Regions from separate parts of the Homo sapiens genome. Here region 2 is linked to region 1. A link is an interaction called in ENCODE POLR2A ChIA-PET data of the cell type or tissue named here. Cell type or tissue: GM12878. All regions are shown on one strand. Links, peaks and the distances in the headings refer to the core of each region. The heading gives the core; the rest is flanking DNA.

Evidence for each region. Peaks named below come from ENCODE experiments on the same cell type or tissue, not always from the same donor. Only the 100,000 strongest peaks of a DNase experiment are listed, where the experiment ranks them.
Region 2: POLR2A ChIA-PET joins it to region 1 with 5 read pairs; 1 of 35 experiments calls an interaction of 5 or more read pairs at or near these places.

What each region holds. Positions count from the first base shown.
Region 1 is chr6:15,901,643-15,912,611 of GRCh38, reverse strand. No RefSeq gene overlaps it. Among named protein-coding and RNA genes, the nearest start is that of LINC02543, 88 kb to the left of the region's middle. RefSeq lists enhancers at 1-387, 4,140-4,434, 6,401-6,580, 7,291-7,440, 10,193-10,252 and 1 more. In GM12878, for the core only: no CTCF peak of the experiment used is centred there; a DNase peak (open chromatin) is centred at 6,627; H3K27ac peaks cover 3,403 bases.
Region 2 is chr6:15,771,135-15,782,103 of GRCh38, reverse strand. No RefSeq gene overlaps it. Among named protein-coding and RNA genes, the nearest start is that of DTNBP1, 110 kb to the right of the region's middle. In GM12878, for the core only: no CTCF peak of the experiment used is centred there; a DNase peak (open chromatin) is centred at 5,363.

The sequences.
Region 1 (10,969 bases), core at 4,237-8,236:
GAAAAGGAAGGAAGAAGGGCAGGAACAACCAAGGTGGGGAAGAACTAATGTAAGGCCAGCAGGGCGCAAGCTAAAAGTAAGAGCTGACATTTCTATGGTATTAATACTTACACTGTATCAGGCATTGCTCCAGGTGCTCTGCATGTATTAAGTCAGAGGTGAGGACAAGTGTTTCTATTTTATAATGAGAACGCAGAGGCACAAGGAGTTTAAGTAACTTGACTAAAGCCACACAAGTAATAAGTGACTCAGCCAAGCTTCAAAGTGATCTACCATCACTTTTTGCTCCCAAGAAGCAAAGGCCCCCCCACCTCCTGGTATTCACACCCTCTTACAGTTCCTAACCACAGTAGCTGAGCTGGTCTGTGTGACAGTAGAATACAGCAGAGGTGATGGTGTATCACTTCCAAGATTAGGTTATAAAGGCATGGTGGCTTCTGTCCTGGTGGCTGTCTCTCAGATCACTTGCTCTCGGATTAGCCAGTTGCCATGTTATGAGCAGCCCTATGGATAGGGCCATGGGGTAAGGTGGGAGAGGCATCCGGCCAACAGTCACCTGAATGAGTTTAGAAGTGGGTCTTGCAACCCCAGGCAGACCTCCAGATGTCTGTAGCTCTGGCCGACATCAACATCTCAACTACATCTCATGACACACACTGGGCCAGAACCACCCAGCTAAACCCAGACTTCTGACTTTCAAAAATTGCACAAAATAATAAACGTTTGTTGTTTTAAGCTGCTAAATGTCAGAATGAATTGTTACACAACAGTAGATAACTAATACAGTTTCTTGACCTTCTTGGCCCAATTCATAATTTTGTCCAGCGAATGTGTTTAACTGAGAATGCTGAAATACCAAACTGTTTCTCATACCTCAGTCTCATTCTCTATTAAATTAATTGTCTTGCACATCCTATTATAAAGCAATGTCACTCTTCTAGTTAGCATGACCCTTGCAATTATAGAGCACAAGCTACGATTCATACAAGATGCTCCAAGCTGTTCTTTCTTTGGGAGAAAACGTCATTTTCAAATAGCCTTTTAAAACACACCAAAATTCCCACAGTATTTGCCAATTTCAGCCCCATCCCAGAAAGTCTAGTTCACTGTCTTACTTCAAAGTAACAAATCAAAGAAATGGTTAGAAGAAACGCTGTTCTTCTTAAGAAATCTGTATTAAATATATCTTAGGTGAATGAGGGGTATTCTCATTCATGTTGTGCATAAAACATCTCAAATTGCATTACCTTAAAGCCAAAGAATAATGATTCCTAAACTATTTAACACTTTTTAGACTTAGAGGAGGGGGACACAGTGGATCTTTACTTTTTATTTTATTTTATTTTTATTGTTACTTGGATATATTGCCTAGTGGTGAAGTCTGGGCTTTTAGTGTAGCCATCACCTGAATAATGTACACTAAGTGATTTCTCATCTCTCACTGGGCTCCAGCCCTCCCTCCCTTCCAAGTTTACAATGTCTATCATTCCATACTCTATGTCCAAGTGTGTGATCTTTACTTTAAAATGTATTAAAATTTAGTCTGGGCACAGTGGCTCATGCCTGTAATCCCAGCACTTTGGGAGGCCAAGGGGGGAGGATCACCTGAGGTCAGGAGTTCAAGACCAGCCTGGCCAACATGGTGAAACCCCATCTCTAGAAAAATACAAACATTAGCCAGGCATGATGGTGGGTGCCTGTAATCCCAGCTACTCAGGAGGCTGAGGCAGGAGAACCACTTGAACCTGGGAGGTGGAGGTTGCAGTGAGCCGAGATCACGCCATTGCACTCCAGCCTAGTATATAGAGTGAGACTCCATCTCGAAAAGAAAATAAATAAAAAAAATAAAATGTATTAAAATTTACAATGTGCCTCTGGACTCCTACCGTCCTTTGAAATTTCTAGATATATTTAAGTTAAAGTTAATTAAAATTTATTTCTTTTGAGAATGTCTTAACCCTCATAGAGAGCACTGGAGACCACCTATGGTGCCTCTAGTGTTGTGATTCAGTTCTCTCTGAAATTGTTTTCTAACCACAAACAGAAAGCACTCAAACCAAGATATTTAGGTGCTCCTTTAAATAACAATTCATATACTGTCTCTGTTTGCCTGGGCAGATTTCCTCTGTATTATTCTATCCTTAAATAAAATCTATAAGAGGCCATTGTTTTGGACTGAGCACCTGCATTAAGCCCCAACACACCAAACCAAAATGCAATCACTCATGATAAGTGCCACATAAGCAAACAGAAATTTTAAAAAACAGAAAAATACCCAAACAGGCCAGTTTTCAAAACAAACAAACAAACAAACAAACGCAACCCAGGAGATTCATAGCAACTAATCAAAAGAAGCCCAGTCAACCTGAGCCAGTGTTAAGGAAGTCCCATCTCCTTTCACCCATACAAGGAAAATAACCCAGAGTCAGCTGATGTTGACCAATCTGCTTTTTGCTGTTTTCCTCGTTCCCGCTCAGGTGCCTTACAAAAATCCACTGTTCTGCCATTCCTGACAGTCTATTTCAGAGACTGGACACTGCCTGGATTATGAATTGCTAATAATAGCCAATTCGATCTTTAAAGCTCAATGTGTTGGAATATCATGCTTTGACACTGTATTTGATAGTGTCGGGAAAAACCACCCTCCTATGGCCCTGACTTAAGAACCTAAAGAAAGCTGCTCTACGGAGTGCCCACAAGGCACTAGGTCCACATATTTTTAGTTCGTGTTATCTTCCTAACATACCTGCAAGCCATGCCTTTACCTTTGCCTCATAGGTGAGCAAAGTGAGGCTCCACAATGGTAAACAACTTACCCCAGGTCACATTGTCACACAGGTGGAGGGAGCAGGATTTGAATTCAAGACTGCTGCCACCAGAGCCACCTTGCCTGCTGCCCACGACCCTTGGACTTTGGGAGCTTCCCCTGAATCAGGTCTGCTGCAAGGACAGCCTCAGCATGCTCTCCCTAACTAGCCCTTTAGAACCTCGGGACCCAATAAAGGCTAAATCGTCCTCTTTAACTATCTCATTCTGCTTGTCTTTTCAGCCCTCTACTCATTTACAGAGATTACTTTAGGGCCTTCCTCCCTCCAGGTGCTCAGAGCTGTCATTATCAGAGATGAAAAAATCCCTGTCTGTATCTTCCTGATACGAGTTTCACACGAAAGTTAATGTCACAGTACAGCCTGCTTCTCCACAATCAAGCTCCTGAACCCTGCTTTTTTACAACCCTTCTATTATTGATTGATTGATTTGATGCATTATATTTGAATGTATTTACAGGGTACATGTGAAATTTTGTTACATGGATAGTCGGTAATGATAAGTCAGGGCATTTAGGGTTTCCAGCACCCAAATATTTATCATGTCTATGCGTTTAGTACATTTCAAGTCTTTATACTGGCTATACAGATTTGCTCATAGACTTTCTTCATAGCCACACACACACCCCGTCTCTCACACCTCATATATACTCCTCAGAGACACGCACATAAACACCCACACACCTAACATACTATACACAGACCTCACACACACACACACACACACGCACACACACATGCATCTTCCACCACACGCATGTTCATCCCCAGTGCTTTGCCCACCAGTAACCCCTTCATCCTTTGAGATTCACCTCCCTCAGGAAGTCTTTCCTTGATACCATCACCCCACAGCTGAATGAGGAGAATCTCTTGGGATCCCATCCCACTCTCCCTGTCCTACCCATTATTTTATCATTGGCTGTTTTCCGCAGCAGCAGGTGGGCTCCCAGAGGCCAGAGCTGAGCATTATTCACATTTGGGTCCCCCATCTTCCCTCCCCAACACCCTGTACCAGGAATGGCATCCAGCGCTCAGAATCTCAGTAAATACTTCTGGAATGTATGAGTGAGCTCTATTTCGGTGATAAAGAGCCCACTGGATTAATCTGCATAGCCTCCTGACTCCAGACTATCTGGGTCCAAACACCAAACATTATAACCTGATGCTAAATCTCTCTGGACTGTGGTGTGCTCATCTGTGAAGTGGAAATGATGTCAATGGCAATTAACACCCGACTGGCTGGCGGAGGAGATTCAATGAGGTTTTACACATATGTAGACCTACGTATATTAGTATGAAGCAAATAACATGATTTTCAATCCTTACGTGGGGAAAGTAAAACCACACAGCTCCCTTTGGAAAAACCACCCCTGATGCCTCATCTGACCAGGGAAACCGATGATTCTTCCGCCTTCCGGGGCCTCTCTCTTATCACAAGCAGACAGGTGGCCCAAGCACAATGGATTCAATCCATAATGGACTCCCAATCCAGTCTAACCGGTCTGGGCATCTCTGCCCCTAGGGGACTGAGCCCTTAATAAACAGATGTGTCTTCCAGCTCAGAACTGCAGACATGTGCGTGCTCATGTTTATGTCAGTAGCCTTTGTTCTAAATCCATACCAATACCCGTTTAGTATTTCTAACAGATTGGTTCTTTCTGATGTGACTGTCTGAACAAATGAAAAGCATTTCCCTGTGGCCTACCTGTCACACTTTTTTCCGTCCTCTAATTGAGAACACTTTCAAACCTCTCCAACTCCTGTTTGCCTCGCAGTAAGGTGAAGATTTGATTTCTTCCCTATTACAATTTTCTTTTGAGTCAAAACGAGTATCTTGGAAAAAAACAAGTATAGCTAAGGGAGAGGGCAAGTCCAGAAAAGCATATATAAGTTTGTGAGCCAAAATAAGGTTAGTGGTTCTGAAACTGCCATTGCAAAATTGTAACTGAAACAGTGAAAGAGATCCGACCTAAGCAACTTCATCTTGCTTCTAAACGTCAAGCTGTCCTTGTTCATTCCTGGGCATAGGCTGAACTAATTTGGGGAGGAACTTAGTTTACAGTTTAAAACAAAGACGATAACAGCCCTTTCCCCAAAGAAGCCTCCTTGTTGCCTGGGGACTAGACTGCCTTTGTAGGACTAACAGATTAGCCACAGATTAGAAATTATGGTCTAGGAGTCATGCAGCTGGAGGCTACAAGATTCTGACCCTCCCTAAACTGCTCCTAAGATCAGTGCTTGAGATATTTTGCAGACCCTGCACTTGATGGATCAGCTGGCACAGCTGGCACCACCCAGGTGGATAAACTGGCTCACCTGATCTTGTGGCCCCCACCCAGGAACTGACTCAGCACAAGAGGACAGCTTCAGTTCCCTACGATTTCATCTCTGACCTGACCAATCAGCACTCCCGGCTCACTGGCTTCTCCCCACCCACCAAGTTGTCTTTATGTTATTTATTTATTTTTTGAGACAGGGTCTTGCTCCGTAGCCCAGGCTGGAGTGCAGTGGTGCCATCTCAGCTCACTGCAACCTCTGCCTCCCTCGATCAAGTGATTCTCCAGTCTCAGCCTCCCGAGTAGCTGGGACTGCAGGCGCAGTCACCACGCCCAGCTTATTTTTGTATTTTTAGTAGAGATGGGGTTTCTCCATGTTGGCCAGGCTGGTCTCGAAGTCCTGACCTCAGGTGATCCACCCACCTCGGCCTCCCAAAGTGCTGGGATTACAGGTGTGAGCCACCGCGCCCAACCATCAAGTTGTCTTTAAAAGATCCGATCCCAGAATGCTCGGGAAGACTAATTTGAGTAATAATAAAATTCTGGACTCCCACACAGCCGGCTCTGTGTGAATTACTCTTTCTCTATTGTAATTCCCCTGTCTTGATAAATTGGTTCTGTCTAGGCAGCGGGCAAGGTGAACCCATTTGGCGGTTACAGTTCCAGTCCAGCCAGATGCCAGCCAGCGTGTGGGAGGCCCAGGCAGAGCAGTCTCAGCTGTAGATCCCTGGCGGTGGGCAACACCCCTCCCCACAGGTTCATGGTAACCTTTTCGCAAGACATCTGCCTCCTCAGATACCAGCATCCCAAATTCCTGCATGGCAATTTCATCCACTACAAATACCATACATTAGTATACATTAGAGAGAAGGGGAAATTGCATGATTTTTCTGGTGAAAGGCTAAGTGAGAAGGTGGGGGAGGAAGGCAAGCTCAATTCTACCTTAACTTGCTGGAAACAGATTGCATTCCTCCTTTCTGTTCCTCACTGTGCTGCCTTTGGTATTTCAGGCCCACAGTGCGTGCAACGGATTCCTCATTTGATTACATTGCTTGATATTTCATAAATTCTGAAAGATTGGCCTAATAGGGATGGAAGAGAAGATAGAATCATTTCTGGGTGCTGCATGTATGCCCTCCTGTCCCCACAGCTGTACCCTTTCTGGAAAAGTTGCCTGGGGCTCAGCCTAACAAGGGGAGGGAGGAAGCCTTCATCCAGTAAGAATCGGGGTAGGGCTCCAGCCATGTACCTCAGTGCATTTCAGCTGAGCACTTGCTATGGGCAAGTACTGCCCCAGGCCCTCGACATAATATCGTATGAGCTACTTGACAAATGATTGGAGGTCTGAGTATATGGGGGATGGGGGGAATTTGCGTTGCCTGACATGCACAATGAAGATAGCAGCAAGTAGCCTCAGAGCAGGGAGTGGGAGTACTGTGTGGGAGACAAGCACTCAACTCTTGATCTGGAATGTTTATCCTTGTCCTGGGCCCCAACCCACAGCTCATTGACCCATGATGTCCTCTACCCTCTGCTTCACCAAAGACACAGCAACAGAGAGAAACAGAAAGAGGAAGAGGAAAGTGAGTCACAGGGAATAACTGTCACATAGCTCTTTATCACTTAAATTTTTACCTTTTAAAATAGGTGCTGCATGAATACGTAACCCAATTCAATAATGTAAACAGTGAAGACTAAGTCCTCACCCACACCTGACTCCCCGCAACCAGTTCCCATCCCCAGATGAAATTGCCTTTGCAAAAATTGTAACAGTGAGAAAATTATGACAGTGAAAGATATCTGATCTAACCAACCCCCACCTTGCCTTTAACCTCCAAGCTGCCCTTCTTAATTATTCCTGGGCTTTTGCCAAGCTAACTTTGCGACACATTTGGTTTATAGTTTAAATGGTAATAGCCCTTCTCCAAAATTAAATGCCTTTGTAAAGAGAGTGAAATGCCACGGGGAGGATGTGAAGAACCTGAATTCTGCTAAGGTATAGATGTAAATGATTACCACCATTATTCTGGCGATCACAAGATTTGCAACTTCCCCAATTACCCCTGCAGGTAACGTCTCTACTGTGGAACCTAAGACTGGCCTTTTGAGATGTCTTTTCAGGTTTTTGCATTTTGGCAATAGCTCCACCCGGACCCACAGGCCCCTGCCCACCAGTCTTGATCTCATCCAGAAGCAGACTCCCTGGCCCAACGAACTATCCTTGAAAAATCCTAGCCTCTGAATCTTCTGGGAGATCAACTTGAGTAACAACTCTGTCTCCCACATGGCATGGCCAGCCTCGTGTCTACTAAACTCTTTCTTCATTACAATCCTGTGGTCTCAGTGAATTGGTTTTGTCTGTGCAGTAGGCAGGAAGAACCCGCTGGGCAGTTACACAGAGACCACCTCCTCTACCAATTCCCTGTGGATGACTCCAGAGGGGTTCTGTGCATATTCAAATGCTTGCATTGCTATACTTTATGAAGTACTTTAACCAAAACAACAAAGCACACTGAGAGCCAAAGATTTTGTTGTGGCAAAAGTGTTACTGAAGCCACCTTTGCAAAAATTATAACTGACAAAATCATTACAGTGAAAGAGATCTGACCTAACCAACTCCATCTTGCTTCTAACCTCCAAGCTGTCCTTGTTCATTCCTGGGCATAGGCCGAACTAAGTTTGGAAGGAACATATAGTTTAAAACAAAGATAGTAACAGCCCTTTCCCAAAACAAATCCCCCTCCTGCCCGGGGACTAGACTGCCTGTGCAGGACTAACAGATTAGCCCCAAGATTAGAAATTATGGTTTAGGAGTCATGCTGCTGGAGGCTGCAAAATTCTGAATGTCCCCAAATGCTCCTGGGGATAACGTCACTAATATAAAACCTAAGTTCTGTGTTTGAAATATTTCGCAGACCCTGTACTCCATGGATCAGCTGGCACCACCCAGATCGATAAACTGGCTCATCTGGTCTTGTGGCCCCCAACCAGGAAGTGCTCAGTGCAAGAGGACAGCTTCAACTCCCTTTGATTTCCTCTCCAACCCAAACAATCAGCACTCCCAACTCACTGGCCCCTACCCACCAAATTATACTTAAAAATTCCAATTCCCAAATTCTCAGGAAGACCGATTTGAGTAATAATAAAATTTCATACAGCCAGCTCTGCATGAATTGAAATCTTTCTCTAATGCAATTCTCCTGTCTTAATAAATCAGCTCTGTCTAGGCAGAGGGTAAGGAGAACCCATGGGGCAGTTACATTATTACATTGGATTCTCATAGCAATCAATGCTATGCAGATCTCTCAGATGAGTTAGGTGAGTTATAGGTTGGTTCAAGTCACTACCTGATATGGTTTGGCTGTGTCCCCACCCAAATCTCATCTTTTTTTTCTTCTTTTTGAGAGATAAAGTCTCACTCTGTTGCCCACGCTGGAGTGCAGTGGCACAATGTCTACTCCCTGCAACCTCTGCCTACCAGGTTCAAACGATTCTCCTGCCTTAGCTTCCCAAGTAGCTGGGACTACAGGTGTGTGCCACCACGCCCAGCTAATTTTTGTATTTTTAGTAGAGACATGGTTTCCTCATGTTGGCCAGGCTGGTCTCGAACTCCTGACCTCAAGTGATTTGCCCGCCTTGGCCTCCCAAAGTGCTGGGATTACAGGTGTGAGCCACTGTGCCTGGCCCCAAATCTCATCTTGAACTGTAGTTCACATAATTTCCACATGTCATAGGAGGGACCCTGTGGGAGGTAATTGAATCATGGGGACTGTTACTCCATGCTCTTCTCATGATAGTGAGATCATGAGATCTGATGGTTTTATAAGGGGCTTTCTCCCCACTTTGATCTGCACTTCTCCTCGCTGCCACCATGTGAAGACAGATGTGTTTGCTTCCCCTTCTACCATGATTGTAAGTTTCCTGAGGTCTACCCAGCCCTGTGGAACTGTGAGTCAATTAAACTTTTTTCCTTTATAAATTACCCAGTCTTGGGTATGTCTTTATTAGCAGCGTGAGAATGGACTAATACACCACCCAAGTCAGTTTATTCAACCAAGTATCTGTGAAACTACTATATCCATCAGCTAGGGCTGCTGTAACAAGTTACCACAAACTGTGTGGCTTAAGACAACAGAAATGTATTCTCTAACAGTTCTGGAGGTTAGAAGGCCAGAATCAAGGTGTCATTGGGGTTGGTTCTTTCCGGAGGTTTAGAGAAAGGATCTGCTTCATGTCTTTCTTCTAGCTCCTGGTGGTTGCCAGCAATCCCTGGCATTCCCTGGCTTGTGGCAGCATCACTCCAACCTCTGCCTCTGTCTTCACATGGCCTCCTAACCTGTGTGCATCCTCTGTGTCTGTGTCCACATTTTCCTCTTTTTCTAAGGACACCAATTATTGACTTTAGGGCTCAACCTAATCTAGTATGACTTCATCTTAAACTTAATAAAGATCCTATTTCCAAATAAGGTCACATTCACAGGTTCTGAGTAGAAATGAATACTGGGGAGAGACTATTCAACCCTACGGCAACCTTAAGAAGCCGTTTAACCTCTCTTAGTCTCAGCCTCTTTATCTGTACCACAAAGCATTCTTGTGAGGATGAAATGAGAAATCCAGTGAAAACAGTTCAGCATCAGCTTTGGTAGTCCAAAATGTTAGCTGCTATTGCTGCTAACCTGTCATCATCATCATCTTTCTTCTTCATCTTCATCAGCCACTAGAATTATTATTTTTTGAGACAGAGTCTTGCTCTTTTTGCCCAGGCTGGAGTGCAGTGGCACCATCTTGGCTAACTACAATCTCTGCCTCCCGGGTTCAAGCTATTCTCCTGCCTTAGCCTCCCAAGTAGCTGGGACTACAGGCACCCACCACCATGCCCAGCTAATTTTTGCATTTTTAGTACAGACGGGTTTTCACCATTTTGGCCAGGGTGGTCTTGAACTCCTGACCTCAGGTGATCCGCCCACCTCGGCCTCCCAAAGTTCTGGGATTACAGGCATGAGACACCACACTGGCCAGTCACTGGAATTATAGGAGCTATGAGAGACAAAAGGGACAGCTCACAGTCTCCACTCCCAAGTAGGTTCTGGTTTAGCTGTGGACACTCCACTAACATCCCTTACAGGCTAAAGTGCTGAGTGCTATGGTTAGGACTGCCAAGGAAGAGGAGGCCAGGGTGGATGTCACCTGAGTGGACAGCACAAAAGGCACCCAACACAAGTAAGTTTTTTTTTGTTTTATTTTATTTTAGCCAGGGTCTCGCTCTGCTACCCAGGCTGGAGTGCAGTGGCACAATCATAGCTCACTGCAGCCTCAACTTCCTGGGCTCAAGCAATCCTCCCACTCAGTGTCTTGAGTAGCTACGACTACAGGGGGGTGCCACCATGTCTGGCTAATTTTTTAGTTCTTGGAGAAATGGGGACTCACTAATATGCCCAAGCTGGTCTTAAATTCCTGGGCTCGAGTACATCTCTTGCCTCACCCTCCCAAATTGTTGGGATTACAGGCATGAGCCACCATGCCCAGCTTTGAAAGGATTCTTAGGAGCAACATGGACCCCAACGGAGCTATGACTCACTGCCTTGAAGGGAGTGGTCTCTTCATTTCCATGCCATGAAACGTGCTCAAGGGCACACAGTCATATCACTCCTGAAGCTGAGATGCTTTCACTTCTCCTTGAAGAAGCATATCTCTAACCAAAATAACATTGCCTGTCATTTTGGTGAAACATCTTTGAGGTTTTGAGCTCATGGGAGTCCCAGGGGAGGAGAAACGTCTGACCTTCTTTACTAACCTTAAAGTCTCAGACAAAAATCATAGGTGGAGCTCTTCCCATCTGAATTTGCAATGCCTGTACAAAGTTAGCTG
Region 2 (10,969 bases), core at 3,283-7,282, 130 kb after region 1:
GTTTTGCTAGAAGGAAGTGGGAAGCATAGGTATTGGATGCCTTGGGCAGGCCTATGGAGGAGGGGCAAGAAGCACTAATTGGAAAGAAGACAGCTAACTTTACCCGACTAGTTGGCTTCAGGCTGGCCCTAATCAACAGACTATGCTTGATTGCTTGGTAAGAGTGATACAAACCTGGTTTGTTTGTTTTTTTTAATGAATACAATTCTAGCTACTAAGAAATAGGGCTTCCTGGCCTGGAAATATGGAAACAGCAGCCCCCTAATAAAGTGAGGTGTTGGTGCCAGCTGTTCCAGGCTATCAGAAGAGTATCTTTTGTATCTAGGACACAGGTAATAGCAGGCTCACCCTGTTTTATTATATCTGAAATTCTGCAGTGCTTTTGCTTACACCCCAGGGCCACCTCTATAACTTAGGCTTGTGCCTTAAGATGGCTCTCTCCTTGATAAATCATACTGGTAATGTGAAATCAGTTTTAAAGCTGGGAAAGAACTGAATGTGTAATCGAAAAGCTGTACCCAATTTGCTCAGCCCAAGAATCTGACAGTTCGAAAGGTAGAACGTGCTTCATGCCAAGAGTGGATTGTGAAATGGATTAGAAAATCAAGGCTGTTATTGCAGGTGCTACTTTGCAGCTCATGGGTACCCCTGACAGCTGCAGAATAACCCCATCATTTTGATTATGACTATGATTTCAAGTCACTTTAACTGTATTTTTTTCCCTTAAACTATAGACAAGAATCAGGATTCAGAGTTAATTTCCTTCTCCTTACTAATCTGTGAAGAAAAATGAGCCTGTTTATCAGGTTCTTGGGAAGTTGGAAATTCAGCTAGATTTAGTAATACCCTATGACAAAGACAAAGTATTTCTGAGAGTAATAGAAGCAATATATAATGTGATATTCTAAAAGTGTGTTCAATTATGCATTAGATTAAAATGGAAAATAAATTATAGGTGAAATTGTACATAACAAAAAAGATTTCCAAGCTCCATCCCTGACCCACTTATAAAGAGCGATTTTCGGTAGGTCAGAATTCTGATATGGCAAAAGAAGTTGATGATCTCTTGAAGTTTGTCGAAATGGGTTTGACAGGTAGTATTAAATAATAATACGAATAGCTAATGAAAATGCTTATGTGCCAGGGGCAAAGCTAATCACGTCCATCTTTCTCATCATTGGCACAAAAAGAAGCATTCAATTAATGTTAGGTATTGTCACAGTTGTCGCCTATAACCATTACAATCCTATGAGTTATATACACTTATTGTCCCCATTTTGCAGATGAGAAAACTGAAGTCCTAAGACAATTTGCCCAAGCTTTCACAGCTGTATGTGCTAGACCTCGGGGATCTACTCATACTAGGTGACACAGGAATCCATGCTTTAGACTATCATGCTCTAGTGCCTCTCTGCTGTCCATGTTGCCCTTGTTCAAGTTGTCTTCATCCATGTGGCAAAATCAATTATGCAACTGAAAGTAAGAATCACATAGATTACATATGCAAATTTTAGCATTATAGGTAAGAGTGTGGGCTTCGAAACCAGCTCTGCTACTTACCAGCTGGGTCACCTTCTGCAAGTTACTTAACCTCTCTGTTTTATCATCTGTAAATTTGGATAATACTACCTCCCTCATAGGGTTATTGGAAGACAAAAGTTAATGTCCAATAAGTTTTCTGTAAATGTCACAGATTATATTACTAAATGTACCTGCTATCTTAAATGTAAATAGCCTCTCTGTGACATCTTTGCCTAAACAGTTTGTTTAAAATTTTAGTTAACATCTGAAAGACATTTTTCAACTTGGAAAGACACCATCATCCTGGCTGATAGCTGTAAATTCCAGAAGACTGAGCATGCCCCATACTATGAGTGATGGCCAGAGACAGCCTTAAGAGTCTATGATACCAAGTACACTTTGCTTTTGGAATTTGCAGACACTTGTGATCATGTGTGAAGATGACTTAAATGATCAGAGTCCTTTTTACGCTGACCATGTGTGACTGTCATTTCAGCTATAGCCACAGCTACTGCTTTCAGAACGGCCAGTTCAGTCAGCTCCTAGTTAGCAAGGAGGCATCTGCCATCATTGGAGAGACATGAGACACTCCAGGCAGGCTCTCCTGCCAGGAATTATTAACCCCAGATCTGTCATCCCACTATCACAGCGTCATCTCTCTACATCTCAAAAGGCTTTCTCTCTGGAAGAATCCATTAATAGGATTTAAATATGCCTGGAGGGGTCTACATCTTATCAGAACCTACCTTGATTGGCTAATCAGTTGACATCCTCTAGAAGCATCCTGGTAAAAAGTAAAACACTTTCAGGAGCTGGATCCAGGAGGGTAAGAGAGCAGGCAATGAAGCCAACCAATGGGGCTGTGTCCTGGTGTGGATCTCCAAGCCCCCAGGGGCATTAACCTTATCTTGACTATGAAGAGACATTCAATAAAATCGAGTTAACCATTTGTGCCTTTGTCCACAAGATAAAACAGAAAAACTTCTGAGACCCATTAATGCCCATATTCTTCACATGCCCACATTAAGGATTCCAGGAGCAGTCTGAGGCTTTCCAGAAAAAATGAAAGGCCCGATAATTAAATTGTTTGTCATTAACCATTAGTGAGTCACACATTTAAATCTAATTAAAAATCAGCTACTCTGCTTAATAACCGTTGCAAAGGAGGTAACTGTTCAGCAATTCTAAGCATTTAACCTCCATCTTTAGCAGGAATACACTCTTACCAAGGGCTGAGCCATCAGGGGCTTTCTTCTTTTTATTTATTTATTTATTTATTTATTTATTTTATTTATTTTTTGAGACAGAATCTTGCTCTGTTGCCCAGGCTGGAGTGCAGTGGCACGATCTAGGCTCACTGCAAGCTCTGCCTCCCGGGTTCCCACCAGTCTCCTGCCTCAGCCTCCCGAGTAGCTGGGACTACAGGCGCCCACCACCACGCCCAGCTAATTTTTTATGTTTTTAGTAGAGACGGGGTTTCACCACGTCAGCCAGGATGGTCTCCATCTCCTGACCTCGTGATCCGCCCGCCTCGGCCTCCCAAAGTGCTGGGATTACAGGCGTGAGCTACCATGCCCGGCCGGGGCTTTCTTCTTAAACGCAGTTTCTCTCAGGCAGGTTGAATTATCATCCATCTATTAATTATGCTGTCTTCAAATTCTTGGACGCTGATGTTATTCAATTATTTTTAAAGTGAAGCAAGAAAGGATCTGAATTTCATGCATATGACCAGAGAAGAAATTCTCTCTCCAGTTCTTCACAGTTAGAATAAAAAATTTCCTTACCTAGCAAAGAGACATTCAAAATTTATATTTAAGTGTTAATCTTGAAACCAAACTGTTTTATCTTCCATGTATTTGCTTTCTTTCCTCCAAAGTATGTTTACTCATTTTGAAATTCAAAGTGTCATAATTAGTTTTCACAAAAAAACTTACTGCCTCTGGGTTTTTCTTTAAATTTATTGAGGAAGAAACTGATTACTAAATTGTCACACTGATACCTTCATATATCCTTGTTCAATCCCCCACCCTGAAAATCACATTTGGATTTTTCAAACCTGTCCTACCTGTTCAGTTTTCTAGTTATGGAGATGCAATGATGGTAATCATATATGATCGTGACAGACAAGAACACTGTTCATAATTATTTCTTTCCTCTCCTTTCCTAATATAGTGTATAGAATCCAGAAACTATTGACTTAGACCAAGGACTCAACTTTTGTCAAAGCCTTAAGAGCTCTGTCCTCTTCTCCCTATTGGGAACCCCAGCAGAGGGAGGACATAGGCATATGGCAGTAACAGCTGGCTTGGAGGTCCCAGATGCACCCAGAAATCCTCACTTGTGACAGAGGATGTATGCTTTGGAGACAATAACAGATTTGGATCAAAATCTTGGCTCTGCCCTTGGTTGGTGGGACTTAAGAACATTGTTACCTAGCTTCTTGAGCCTGTTTCCACATTTACAGGAGTATGGATTAGACGAGGTCCATCACAGATTTGTAATAAGAATCAAACAAGGCCATCTTTTTTTTTGAAAACAGGGTCTCTCTCTGATGCCCAGACTGGAGTGCAGTGGCACTCCCTGCATACCAAGATCACAGCTCACTGCAGCCTTGAGCTCCTGGCCTCAAGTGATCTTCCTGCCTCAGCCTCCCAAAGTGCTGGGAATACAGGTCTGAACCACAGCACCTGGCCACAAGGCCACATTTGCAAGTGAATGGAAAAGATATTTAACGCATGTGAATTTCCTGCCTCGTCTCTGGCAATTGGTTATGAGTGTCTAACTCCCTCTATCAACCATTCTCCTGTTCAAAATCTTAATCTAGTCTTGTCCTTGGCTGCTGTCCTCAAGGAATAATGATTTATGAAGGTTCAGGTCAGAATGCTAATTTAAAAACCTTTGTAGCTGCTAGCGAGACTGACTTAAGCTACACATACAGAATAATAAATATGGCATATAGACTGGGTTGAATGGTGCAGCTCCCAAAGACACGCCCATGCCTTAATGCCTAGAATCTATGAATGCGATCTTATGTGGGAAAAGATTCTTTTCAGATGCAATGAAGTTAGGGATCTTAAGATGAGGAGTTCACCCTGGACGATCCAGGTGAGCCCTAAGTGCACTAACAGGTGCCTTTATAAGAGCGAGGCAAAGGGAAATTACACAGACATTACAGGAGAAGGTAATGTGGCCACAGAGAAAAGACTGGAGTGTTGCTGCCCAGGTCAAGGAATGCTGACGATCACCAGAAACTGGCAGCAGCCAAAAACAACCTGCCTCAGCCTCCTGATAGCTGGGACTACAGGCATGCACCCCTGTGTCTAGCTACATTTTTTTTTTGGTAGAAACAGGGTCTCACTATGTTGCCCAGGCTGGTTCCAATCACATTTCTACATGGCTGTCCATCCTTTGTTGAACCTAAGCATAAAAATGGACAATTCCCCTGTATCTTCAGGTCTTCATTCTGAAGTCTTCTGTGTATACACATGAAACTTGTACACCTTTTCTCCAATTAACCTGCCTTCTGTGAGCTGATTTTTCAGTGAAACTTCAGAGGGCCAACCCCAATAACAAAAAAGTTCCTACCCTTGGTAGAAAAGATTTCTAACCAGAACCCTTACTAAAACAATGGCAGTTGAGATGAGGTCAAGGGTAGATAGAAGAGTTCCTTAGAACATTAAAGTCATAATAAATCATTCTGCTTTAAATCATCGAAAGTGTCCCATGAGTATTATGGAGAAATAAGAAGAGAAACCATATTACCTTCACACTTACATATCACACTTCACACTTACATATCAATTTTAATGGTGCCTCTGAGTCACAAGTATCAATACACTTGACGTTATTACCAACAAGGGACTTTCCAGCCCCACCTTGCAACCAGCCAAATCTAGAAAACAAGGATAATGAGGACATCATCCATCACCCCTCCTGCATAATATGCAGTGCCCATAACCCCCAGCATTCTACCCTTAAAGAACAAAACTAAAGTGTTGGCTCAGTTCTCTAACCTTCTTTAAAAGCTTATATATCACCATTTGGCATCTTCAGGTTTGACTCATACAGGATATTGTGTTCTTTTCATGAGCACACAATGAGCTAAGGTTCTCTCAAGGGTATAGCTATATGCTTAGGAAGGAAAGTTTATAAGATTTTCTTCTTAACTCTACTAATTGAAAATTAGCTTTCTCATAAAAAAAATTTTGGTTTTTCCCTAGGGGTGTAGTACAATTGGAAGATCAGAAAACATCAAGAACAAAATATTAGATGGAATGTAAAACTGTATTAAGAGTGGTTTGGAACTCTTGAGAAACAGTGGGTGCCTTCAGTCCTTGTGCTATTATTGATTGGAGTTTGAGGCCACCGTCTGACATCTTAGTTCAAACAGGCTAATAGGCTTTTGAATCTTCACTGGGGAAAGGTAAGTGGAATCCAGCATCTTTTTTTTTTTTTCTCTTGAGACCAAGTCTCACTTTGTAGCCCAGGCTGGAGTGCGGTGGCACGATCTCGGCTCACTGCAAACTCCACCTCCCAGGTTCCAGTGATGGAATCCCGCATCTTTGATGAGATGCTATGAATTGCTTGGCTTGTGTTGCAATTCCTTTAGTAAGCATGTGACCTTTTACTTAAGTCAATACTCTCTCTGTCTTCGTTTCTTTCCCTTATTTGATACATTCCATTGTTCTCTTCCATAAATGGCAAGGAAACATCAGATAGCACTTTTAGATATTTTTGACTCTATTTTTTTCAGGAGAAAGTTTTATATAGGCATTTCCTGCTTCAAAATACAAGCTATCCATGGAGACTAAGTAGCTTATTATGGGTTAGAATACTAACTTCACATACTCCTGTACCTTTGTTCCAAACACATAGTAGGTACTCAACAAATATTAACAGTCTCCTGAGTTAGTATGTATGAAAGTACATGTTGAGCATCATTAAGTAAAAAGCACCAAATAAGTAAGTCATGAAGCAAAGAATAAGTCTTTAGTAGGCAGCAGGAAAAGACTAGAATGGACATGCGCAAAGCATGACCAAGGGACCAGTATTTAACCAGCACCTACTACATGTCAGGTACCATTTAGGCACTGGAAATGCAGTAGACAAGACAAGCCCCTCCTCTCATGGGACTGTCACTCTAGCTGGGGAAACTGACAATAAACAGTTAAACAAGTATAAGGCAAAACTGTGCGCTCTGCTTGAGATGAATATAGATATTCACCTGAAACCAAACATAAGTGTTCATTGACTTCTATATCAGCTGACTCTGGTGCTTTCCATCCTTCTATTTTAAACCCCCAAATTTTGACCTCTTACAGTACAGCATGCTTTAAACCAAAGACACCCATGTCTACAAGTCTAGGTTCAGAGCCTGCATTTTATTAAGGCCTTTTCCAAGTTTCTAACCTTACCCTTTGAAAACAAACTGAACTTCAAAATCATGAGTTATTTTTTAAAACAATATAAATAGATGAGATTAGCCCATCCCAGGAACCTCTCAGATGTAGTCTATCCATCCCTGTGACTTGGAGATTGTTTTCTAATGATATTGCAAACAATCTCAAATGAAACCAGCATAAAATACAGTCTGGAAAAATTGCAACTGCAGGTACTTATATAACAACATGATGATTGATAAGGAATATAGAAAAGAAAAAGGGGCTGGGCACAGTGGCTCACGCCTGTAATCCCAAGCACTTTGGGAGGCTGAGGGGGGTAAATCACCTGAGGTTAGGAGTGTGAGACCAACCTGACCAACATTCCAAAACCCCCATCTCTACTAAAAATTTAAAAATTATCCGGGCGTGGGGGCGGCGCCTGTAATCCCAGCTACTCAGGAGGCTGAGGCAGGGAGAATCGCTTGAACCCTGGAGATGGAGGTTCCAGTGAGCTGAGATCATGCCGCTGCACTCCAGCCTGGGCAACAGAGTGAGATTCTGTCTCAAAAATAAAGAAAATAAAAGAAAAAGGAAAAATGAATCTATATCACGGCCCAGAGCAGGCACCAAAAGTCTAAACCGGTTTCTCATGGTGTGTTCTGCAGATCTAGTAATGGGGGTATTCGTTTATTCAGATCTTTAACAAAATATTTATGCCATGTCAGACACTCTTTGAAATACTGGATACAGCAATGAAAAAGTAAAAGTCCTTCTCAGGGAGCTTACATCCTAGTTGTGGGGGAGGCAGGGGGTGCAGATAGTAACAAAATATGCACACATACACATATATACACACAGTGACATGCTGAAAAATGCTATGAAGAAACACAAAGCAGATATATTTTAAATAAGATGGTTAGAAAATGAGTGGTCATTTGAGCAGAGACCCTAATGAAATGAGGAAGTGAGCCATGCTGATGTCTGGAGAAGAGCATTCCTCACAGAAAAAAACCAGCAAGTGCAAAGGTCCTGAGGCAGGAGGATGAGCAAGGAAGCCGGTGTGCCTGCAGCAGAGTAAGCCAAGGGCAAAGTGGTGGGAGGTCAAATCAGAGAAGTAATGGAAGGTCAGATCAGGTAGGGCGTCATAGGCCACTCTAAGAATTGTGGCTTTTGCTGTGACTGAAATGGGAAGCTATTGGAGGATTTTGAGCAGAGGAGTGACACAATCTGACTTGAGTTTTAAAAGCTGCTGTATGAAGAGTACACTATGGGGAACAAGTTTGGAAGCAGGGAGACCACTTAGATAGCTAATGTAATAGTCCGGGAGGAAGCTGGCAGCAGTTTGGACTAGGATGGTCAGAATGAAACTGCTGAGTAGTAGTCAGATTTGGGATATGTTTTCACAGAGCCAATAGGATTTGCTGATTTTTACATACAGAGTGTTAGAAAAAGAGAGCCTCCAAGATTTGGGGATCAAGCAATTGGAAAGTGAAGTTAACATTTACTAACTTGGGGGAGATGAGAACTAGCTGGGAAAGGCAGATTTCAAGAATCTGGTTCTGAACACGTGAAGGCTGAAATGTCTGTTATACATCCAAGAGGAGCTATTGATTAGACAGATTATGCCAGGCCAGAAATGAGGGCTGGTATCATAGGTGAGAAACTTCTATGATCAAGGGATTTGCAAATGCTGGGTTAAGCATAACAGGTTGCTTTACTCGAGAAGTTCTTAAAGTCTTTAATTCATATGTACTTTGTGAACATCTAAGAGAAGGATTTAAGTTTTATCAAACTTATTTAACTACGGCACACTTAGTTTGGGGGTTTTCAGTCACACAACAGGCATACCTTGGAGATATTGTGGGTTTGATTTTAGACCGTTACAATAAAGCAAATATTGCGGTAAAACAAGTACATAAATTTTTTAATTTTCTAGTGCATATAAAAGTTATGTTTATACTATACTGTAGTCTACTATGTGTGCAATAGCATTATGGCTTTAAAAACAATGTACATACCTCAACTTAGAAATGCTGTACTGCTAAAAATTGCTGAAACTGACACATGAAATGAGCAAGTGTTGTTGGAAAAAATGGTGCTGATGGACTTGCTTGACTCAGGGTGGCCACGAAATTCAACTTGTTAAAAAACGCAGTATTTGCAGAGCACAATAAAGTGAAGAACAATAAAATGAGGTACACCTGTATTATTCCATAGGCCACCCAATACTGAAGACAGCCAATACTAGTTTTTTAATAGAAATGTCTCCACCTTTAAGCAGATAACACACAAAGCAATATGAGTTTGGAGTTTATATCCTTTCATCAGTACCTGATTAGTTTTCTGCATTTTAGTATTTCCACCTGTGAATTAATAGAACCTCATTCTACTTTAGGTAGCAGATTCTTATGAGTTTGGTTAGATGAATCAGATGTCAAGACCTTGGTCAGTTCATCCCTTAGGTGAACTAATAAAGACAAGCTTCTAAACCTGCAAAGCAAAGGGCTCAACCTCATGAAGCCTAGGCTGAAAGACTACAACCTGCCTTTGTTCATTACTTTTCTTCAACTCAATAGGCCTCCATCTCTCACACTGATCTTCACCAGTTTTATCCTAGGACCTCTTGTCCTATCACCATCACGGTGCTCTTCCCTGGTGATCTCGTGTTTTCCCATAACATAAACCACATATACAGCAAATACTCACAAATCTACATCTCCAATTCTGGCTCTCCCCTGAATTCTAGGATGCTATTTCCAACTACTGACAGCATCTGTACTGCAGTGTCCTAGAAGCATCTCAAACTCAATGTTTCCCGAACGGAGATCAAGCTTTCCCCCAGAGCGTATTCTTCTTCCTGAGATGTCTGTTTCAATGTATACCACCATCGTGCTCCTGTTGCCCCAAATAGAAACTTAGAGTCATCCTCCTTGCATTGCCTCCATCTTCCTCATCAATGATATGCAGTCGTTCATCAGGTCCAGCCATGACGACTTTCTAAATCTCTCCCAGTCTTTCTCCTCTTTCTCCTCCACTGTCATTACCTCAGTTCAGGTCCTCACTTTTTTACCTGAATTGTCTCATTAGCTTCCAGATGGTCTTCCTGATGACCGGATGGGACTACCATCAACCAGAACTCCTAGTTACTGCCAGAGTTACCATGTCAAACAGAAAACTGGTTGTGTACCTCCCTTGACTAAAAGTCACCACTCACCTCCAGAAGAAAGCTTTACAATAGCTTCAGTGACTTTCATAGTCTGGCCCAACTGGTATTCTCTACCTCGCCGCCCACCATGCCCCAAGACACACAGAGCAATTCCTTCTCCCCATGACTCAAACTTTCATTCCTCTGTGCCTTTGCACATGCTGGAGTCTTGCCTTTGCTGAGAACACATCCCCTCTCTCTTTGCCCCGTCCACACCAGCATCCCTTGTCAGCTTTATCGCAAGTAAAACCTCCGTTGCAGAGTCTTCTTCCCAATCATCAAACAGTCAGATCCCCTTCTCTCTGGGCACCAATAATCTTTATATGGAACACAGGCTTTCCCTGACCTTGGCAGCCTGGAGATACAATAGAAGAATATGGATCATCAGAGTGAGAATCCCCTCTTCTCAGTCCCTAACAACAAAAGTTTCAGGCATTTGGGTTTGCATAGAATGAATGAAAACTCTGTAAGTGAGTGTTTTTAAGGCTAAGTCAGAAAATGATGACACTGATGACAATGATGCTTAGCCACATATAGGTCAAAGAACCAAACCCATGAAGGACTGAAGAGTGGAATAGCAAAGTATCAGGAGACTGGGGCTGAGAATTTGTTCAGCAACCAAAGGGAGCTCTGAGAAACTGAGTTGTCTTCTGGTCCCATCAGCAGCTGGAGTTCATGAATCTTATTCTAGAGTTCAGCTATTCTTTCCACGTCTGCTTCTCTCTGGGTCCGTCCATATCTGCCATTCCAGATCTCTTTCTATCTCATATCCATACTCTCAACAACAGAGATTCTGAGTAACAGACCACCTTGGAGGCCCCTGGAAGACCTTTAATATGTCTCTCTTAGATCAGGTACTCCA